2 separate regions of the Homo sapiens genome follow, and region 2 is linked to region 1. Evidence: chromatin contacts called from ENCODE Hi-C data. All regions are on one chromosome and are shown on one strand. Each heading gives the region's core, a stretch centred on a gene start or an enhancer-like site at or near the end of the contact. The rest is flanking DNA. Distances are from core to core; before and after follow the strand shown. Region 1 holds the start of CERNA2 (competing endogenous lncRNA 2 for microRNA let-7b). Region 2 has its middle 33 kb from the start of GRID1.

The links. Hi-C counts contacts between places; a loop is a spot of excess contacts on that map. Pooled maps may share reads with other maps.
Region 2: a loop to region 1 is called in a map with no recorded cell type, with 8 times the contacts of the local background. The contact joins the enhancer-like site here to the promoter of CERNA2 in region 1. A Hi-C loop is called at or near these places in 8 of 37 single-sample maps with no recorded cell type and 5 of 50 pooled maps.

What each region holds. Positions count from the first base shown.
Region 1 is chr10:84,169,571-84,173,325 of GRCh38, forward strand. It overlaps CERNA2 (competing endogenous lncRNA 2 for microRNA let-7b), which reads right to left and starts at 2,506. Exons shown (of 2, transcript NR_134505.1): 1 at 2,152-2,506. RefSeq lists enhancers at 1,825-2,326, 2,241-2,290, 2,641-2,880, 3,701-3,750.
Region 2 is chr10:86,398,152-86,401,717 of GRCh38, forward strand. No RefSeq gene overlaps it. Among named protein-coding and RNA genes, the nearest start is that of GRID1, 33 kb to the left of the region's middle. RefSeq lists enhancers at 1,623-2,616, 1,680-1,729, 1,721-2,015, 1,820-1,869, 2,617-3,566 and silencers at 2,020-2,249, 2,260-2,309, 3,000-3,049, 3,120-3,169, 3,290-3,349. Within about 2 kb of position 1,845, at least 21 of the 41 ENCODE cell types and tissues checked have a DNase peak (open chromatin) inside an H3K27ac peak, as active enhancers do.

The sequences.
Region 1 (3,755 bases), core at 1,256-3,755:
ACAAGGGCTGACTGATTGATAAGCTCTTGAAAATTCTTAAGCTCACTGCATCCCTTCAGGTCTCCAAGGAATGCTAAGTCTCCTCCCTGCCACGAGAGACAAGAAGTGAACTTAGCGTTGGGAGACAGAAGCTGGATGGCCTTCGGGGGCTGACCCTCAGGGACTTCAGGATATAGCAGAGAGAGCTTGGCATGACTTATTACTCCAGGCTGTAGAATCCTGGAAAACAGCTACCATGCAGCCCACGCCTGGTCGACTGGAGGACCACCTTAGTGGAAGGGGGACAATCAGGGCCTCTGGCCTGCCATGTGCACAAGCATAACAATTGCTTTTGTTTAATGTGCAGATGGAATATTTGATCCATTTCAACCAGGCATTTGCATCTTGGTATGCTGTCTTAATTTCCAAAGTTTGTTTTAAGTCTTTAACTTCTATGATCCTCTAGTAAAAGGAATGTTTCCTTTAGTACCTATTTTTATTAGTTTTTAGACCAAAGAAAGTTAAACACCATTTTATATTTAATAATGCTTCTTGTATGATTTTTATACCAGATAAGCTAAATTTTACCTTTATATTAGTGTGTTATTAATGTTAAACTTAATTTTAATAAAACCTTGTAGATATATTTATCCAATTTTTCATGTTTGACCATAAGGTGAGATTTTATAGACTCTTTTTAACCTTTTATAATTTTTGTTAAAGAGCAGGTTGATGCTTTAAGAAAAACCTGTTGCATTTTTACTTTAATGTCCAGTTCACAGAAAAGCTGGATGATACCTTTTTAACTTTAGCTAATATGTTTATACACAGAATTTTCTTTACAATTAAAGTTTTAAAACTTGCTTAAACTTTCAAAACAATAATTTTTTAACCTTTTAATGTTGGTAAAAATCCACATTCTTATGCCTCCTTATAATCTTTTTACCAAAGGTATATTTTACTATTTTTATACACCTTGCACATAAACTGTTTCTTCAATAGTAGTACTCAGGAGGCTTTTTTGCATAAATTTTTTTATAACATTTTTTCTTTCACAACTTTCGCCGACAATTCTTCAACATGCCTCAACTTTCTGACTTATTACAAACATTTTTTTTCTTTAAACAACCAGTTAATTTATTTCAGGACAAGAATTTACCATATAACACTCTTTTTACATAAATTCTGCCTCCCCCCCGCTTTTTTTTTTGAAGATAACCATTCCTTTTTTTAAAGCGAACTTTCTTTATGTCTTTGGACTAGACTCTCTAAGGCCACAAGATTAGAAGTTACCACAATATATGTTATGCTGTTAACTTTTAGCAAACTTCACTTTTGTTGAAAACCTTGTAAGTTTGGGATTTCAATTATCCTTTGCTATTAATAAGACCTTGTTTAGTCTAAATTAACTTAGAATTGGTATAGATGGCCTCTTTTTTTTTTTTCTCTGCTGGTCTTTCCTTGCCTCTCCCAACTGCTTATGCTGCTGTTCTTTTAACTACTGTGGAGGGGAAGGGGGTCTAAAACCAGCTGTAACTGTCTATGTATGGAAACTGGTCTGGGTGCCTTGGCTTACAGGTTGCCCTGTGTCATACCGTTGAAACAAGGGACCTGTCCAGGCTTCTTTCTGATGACCAACCCACTCTAATGCTGGCCAGTCTATTTCACACAAAGTTCTAAGTTTTCCTGGTGTCACAGTAACATCGTAATCTCCCTTAAATTCTTTCTTGAAATTTTTATTTTTTTTAACATAGTTCCTAGTGGGGTGGGCTTATTTTTGCCTGACCCATGCTTCTTCAAGACAAAACACCATGTTCACACCACACACACACCACAAAACAAAAAACAGGTAAAAAGGGCACACACACACTTTTGCAGTTTACACCAAACCAAAATCAGAGTATCCAGAAATCCAAGCCAGGTCAAAACTAAAACCAAAGTATCACACAATCTAAGTCAAGTCAAAACCAGAACAAAAGTGTCAATGCAGGCATGCCGTGGGTGATCAGGCCATGTTTCCACCCAGATGGAGTAGGGCAAGTTCCAAAGACTAGTCTTACCAACTCAAGCCAAGTCAAAACCAGAACAAAATGCCAATACAGGCACACTGTGGGTGATCAGGCCACGCTTCCACTCAGATGGAGTGGGGCAAGTTCCAAAGACTAGTCTTACCAAGTTGTAGATGTCCGGACTCCAAGTGCCAGTTCCTTCCTGGTGTTCAGCCACTGTGTTAATCTTCCGTGGGGGCCTGCTACACGCTGCTCTGGCAAGGCGTTCCATTGGGGCAATTGCCTACCCGGGAGCGCTCTTTGGATCACGTCACTCAGGCTGGCCGGAGTTCCCCTCACGGATGCTCCACAGGGCAGGCCTAAGCCGCCTAAGGGGCTGCCTCGGCCATCCGTCAGTCACCTCGTTTCCCAGTCAGGGAACCAAGAAATGTAGCAGGGTGAGCCGCAGACAAAACCTCTCAGACACTGAGTTGTAGAAGGCAGGGCTTTATTCAGCTGGGAGCATCGGCAAGCTACTGCCTTCAAATCTGAGCTCCCTGAATACACAATTTCTGTTCCTTTTAAGGGCTCACAACACTAAAGATTTCACATGAAAGGGTCGTGATTGATTTGAGCAAGCAGGCGGTACGTGACAGGGGCTGCATGCACCGGTGGTCAGAGAGAAACAGAACAGGGCAGGGAGTTTCACAATGTTCTTCTATACAATGTCTGGAATCTATGAATAACATTGGTTTTTAAGTTATGAGTTGATTTTTAACTACTGGGTTTAGTCCAGGCAGGCCCAGGCCTGGTTTCAGGCCTGGCGCCGGGCTGCCTGTCTTTGGTTTTACTTCCTTGTTTTTTCTTAAAAGAGGTACTGAGTATAAAACAATATAAAACAATATGAGAGGGTATCTCTCTTCCCTCAGTTTGGGAGTGGAGGTTTGAGAGCAGCCCAGGCAGAGGCTCATCAGGGTGCATGGGAAACATCCTAATTTCTTCCGAAAAATATTCCTCCTACCCACCACCTCTCATAGGCCCAGGGGCTCTGAACCCTCTGACACCATCTGAGGCCAGAGCCTAGCAAGTGTTCAGGCACCCATGCACCATTATTAAAGGGAACTCAGACCCACTCTGATGGAAAAGGAGCCCAAAGCATTCCTGTCATCAGTCTCTACCCGGCTGAAGGATCCCCCGGCCTCCCTTTTGCCAGTCTGATTCCTCTGCTGGTCCAGGAAGCCCACCATGACCTGGCCTACCATGCCAGGCCATCTCCGACCCAATCTTATTCCATCTCTGCAGAGTGTCCCCTCCCTCCCCCACCTTCTGACTGAGCAACCTACGTCCCCTTCCTTCAGTATAGACAGCACTTACAATGCTGTGAGACAGTCACTTGTCTGCACAGCTTCCTCCACCAACAGGAGCTCCTTGAGGCGAGGCACAGTGTCTTCTGTGTCCCTGGAGCCAAGCGCATGGCTCAGCCCAGGTCACGTGTCCAGTGAATGGGTGGCATCTGAGCCTCCTGCACCTGTGGTCAGACTTTCCCCCATGCCTGCCCTGGGCAGAGGCTCCTCTCTTCCAGGCCTTGTTCAGGGTGACCCTGTACTTGAAGTGTCTTCTCATTTCATCACTGTCTTAAACATCAAAGTCCACCTGTGGCCCCACCTCCTTTAAGAGCTGTGTGAGCACCTTGGTGCAGATGGCTTCTCATACATGCCTCAATACAGGCTTGTGAGAGAGATAGTCCTGTGCCCATTTCACAGATGGGAAGCCGACTCAAAGACATTC
Region 2 (3,566 bases), core at 595-3,094, 2.2 Mb after region 1:
GGTAGGCTGGGTACAGTGGCTCACGCCTGTAATCCCAGCACTTTGGGAGGCCAAGGAGGGCAGAACACCTGAGTTCAGGGGTTTGAGACCAGCCTAGCCAACATGGTGAAACCCTGTCTCTACTAAAAATACAAAAATTAGCCAGGCATGGTGGCATGTGCCTGTAATCCCAGCTACTCGGGAGACTGAGGCAGGAGAATCGCTTGAACCCAGGAGGCAGAGGTTGCAGTGAGCCAAGATTGTGCCACTGCACTCCAGCCTGGGCAACAGAGCAAGACTCTGTCTCAAAAAAAAAAAAAAAAAAATGGGGGGGATAAAAATAACATATGCAGAAAGAAAAAGTTTTAGGTGTTTTCAGAAATTATAGCTAGTTATGGTATTGATATTGTTATTCTGAACCTGTAAGTATATAAATTGAAATAAAACAAATGACTAATTGGATTCTAATTCAGTTATTCCTGGTGTCCTTAAGAACCAGGATTCCCAGTGTGGAAGAAAAGAAATACAGGTGTAATCAAGAAGTCCTCCACTTAACGTAGTTACATCAGTATAAATTCCCAGTGTATTTTATCATATATGTAATTTACAGCTCCTCCATTGAAAAGACCTAGAAACAAAGATCAACCAAGAAGTGAAGAGGATTCCTAGCACCCCAAACTGGTAAGATGTCTTGTCATTCCAGATAACAAGGAAGTGTTCAAAGGCTACTAGGGTCACATCTAAAGGACCCAAGGATTAACCTGAAGGGCTCCAGCTGCCCAAAGAGGGGACAATTTGTATGTTACTACTGACAGTAACTGCAACGTATTGAAATCCATCTAGCACATTTAAATCCTTGGCATCGTGATGGTATATTTTTTTAACTCTTCATTTTGGGAGGATGACAGGGTAGCAATTCGTCATCTTGAAAACGGATAAATAAATGCAAAGAAACAAGCATTTACCCGCCTTTCCTCTGTGAACGGTTCCACTGGGTAACCAAATAGCAGATGAGGAGAAGAGTCTCTTTATAAAATCAACCCAGATGATAAATGAAAAATAAATTATATAATTAGTATATCACCATTTTCATCCCCCAGTGAATTAATGAATGTAAGCATTGGACATCGTCTCTCCTCAGATCTCAAAAAATAGAGACAACCAGACATTATGTGCCTCCTGACAAAACAGCACTCCACCACCTGGAGTCTCACCAAAAATCTTGAACCTGAGTCTGATCAAGCCTTTGGATCCAGCTGTCAATTTGCAGGAAATGCAGAAAACAGGGAGATGTGTTGAACTGCACCAGGAGAATGCAATCAGTGAAATCCAGACTAGAAATCTCTTCAGATTCTTCCAAGGATACATTGCAAGGAAAAGAAAGTGATGGAGAAAGAAACTACAAATTAAAGAGACTTAAAATATATTAACAAAATGAGCAAGTCTAATTTATAGCCTCTAGAGAGGCGAACTTGGGTGACAACAATTTTTTAAAAACTCGGGTAAGTAATTACTATGAAAGGCAGGAGAGTGGCTACTTTGGGAAGGAGGGAGTCGAGTGAAATCGGGAAGGAGCACGGGTAAGGTATTCTGGGGGAAAGTACTGTTTCTTGGCTTGGGTAGTGGTTACAAAGGTGTTCATTTGATAATAATTCACAAATCTTCACATTTGTGTGGCTTTCTGTGTATTGGCGATTGAATTCAAACTCAGAACTGCTAAGGCCAGCGCCCAAGGCAGCCGACCGCAGAGGCGGGTGGGCAGAGTGGATGAAAAGCAGGCGCTCGGGCCTCCAGGCCTGGCGGGGACAGGAATGTGTTCCGGGCCCCTTGCAGGAGACGCACTGCAGGGGGCGCTGCGGGCACACTGAGACCTCGGAGAGGATCACAGCTCCTGGACCTAGCCCGCGACGCGCCCAGAAGCCTCTATCGCATTCAACTCAGAGCACGACCGCTCGGGAGGAGCGGGCCCATCCAGCCCAGGGGAGGGACCAGGCCGACTTCCGCGCAATGAGCCCTAGGCGGCCGCGCAGCGGTGCAGTGGGCGCGGAGCTGGCAATCAGCGACGACCCGCGGCTGCGGCCCTGCGGGAGCTGCACCATGCGGTCCGGGGCGAGTCGGCTGACACGCGCGCTCACGGCGAGTGGAGCCGGGAATCCAGACCCCAGACGCACGGCCGAGGACCGGCAGAACCCGCTGGATTGGCAGCTCAGGAGCGGGAGGGCGGAGGCGGCGGGCGGGGCCGCTGGAGGCCTGCAATCCCAGCGCATCCCGGGGAAGACCGCCCGCCGGTGTCCGTGTGGCCCCGCGCTCCTGGGGTGGGGCCCGCCTCGTCACCCCGCCCCGTCTGTCTCCTGGTCTCGGCTCGCCGCCGCCTCCGATGAACCTTCTCGGCCTTCCGCCGAGCTCGCCTGAGCGCGCTCCTAACCTGGCTCTGGGCTCCGCCGCTGGTCGCACGGGGATTGTGTCGGCCTCGCCCCCTCCCGCTCCTCCCACACCCTCACCTTCCAGGCGGGGAGGAAGGGCTGCAGCCCCACGGCCGCCGGAACGCCCTCCCGACCCAGGGAGAATCAAGGCCAGGGCTCTCCACCGCCCCTTCCATATCCGGGTCCCCGAGGCGGGCTAGGGTCTGTGGTTTGGGGACAGAAGAGGTCGCGATTGGAGCTGGTGGGCTCCCCTAGGGGAGAGCAGGGAGTTGGAGACGCAGCTCGGCCGAGCTTTCCTTCGCCCACCCACTTTTCGGGTTGGAAGACTGAGGCAGCGGGCATGACTGGGGCCCCGCAGTGCCGGCGCCTCTGGAGGCAGAGAGAGCGCCTGGAAGGCGGCGCCGACGCCGCGGTGCGTCACTCGCCCACCTACTTACCAAAGCAGGTGACACTCGCAAACCCTGGCCCCGCGCCGCCCGCCCCAGGGTGCGGGGGAGAATAAAAAGGGCAGAAGACAGGAGTGGGGCCTAAGGGCGCGCGTGTCCCCCCGACCCCTAGCCTCCTCTCCAGGTGAGCGGCGCGCCCCACCCGGGCCTCCGAGGCCACCGCTGGGTAAAGGGAGCGAAGCCGAGGGGGGCGCCCGTGCTGGCTGGGGTCCGAGACCCGGTTTCCTCCGTGACCCAGCAAGTGTCGAGACGCGCCCAGGGACAGGAGCTGGACTTGGAGTCCACTAGGGGCAATCTCCCGCCCTTCCCGCTGCTCCGTGCCAGGCCCGAGCTTGTCTCGAGCCAGAAGGGCCAGCCTCGGAGGAGGTTACAGCGTCCGGGCGGCCGGACGGGAGCTGACAGCACACCCGTGGCCCTGAGCGGCGACGCGCCCTAGAAAGCCCGTGGGCCCGACCCCGCGGGGGGCCCTCCCCACCCCGCCCGGACGTCCTCCTCACGCCGATCCTTTCCCTCTTTCTTCCCCTTGGACCTCTGTCCTCAACTTTCTTCTGTCCCTTTCCTCGAAGGACACCTCTCCCAGGACTGGGGCCGCGCTCCAGGGCTCCCCCTCCCCCGCCACCCGCGCAGCCCGGCATATGCCTCGACCCAGCACCCGGGCCTCAGAGGAGCTGGGGTGAGGCCTGGGACGTGACAGACTAGGTCCCTGCCCTCTGGGGCT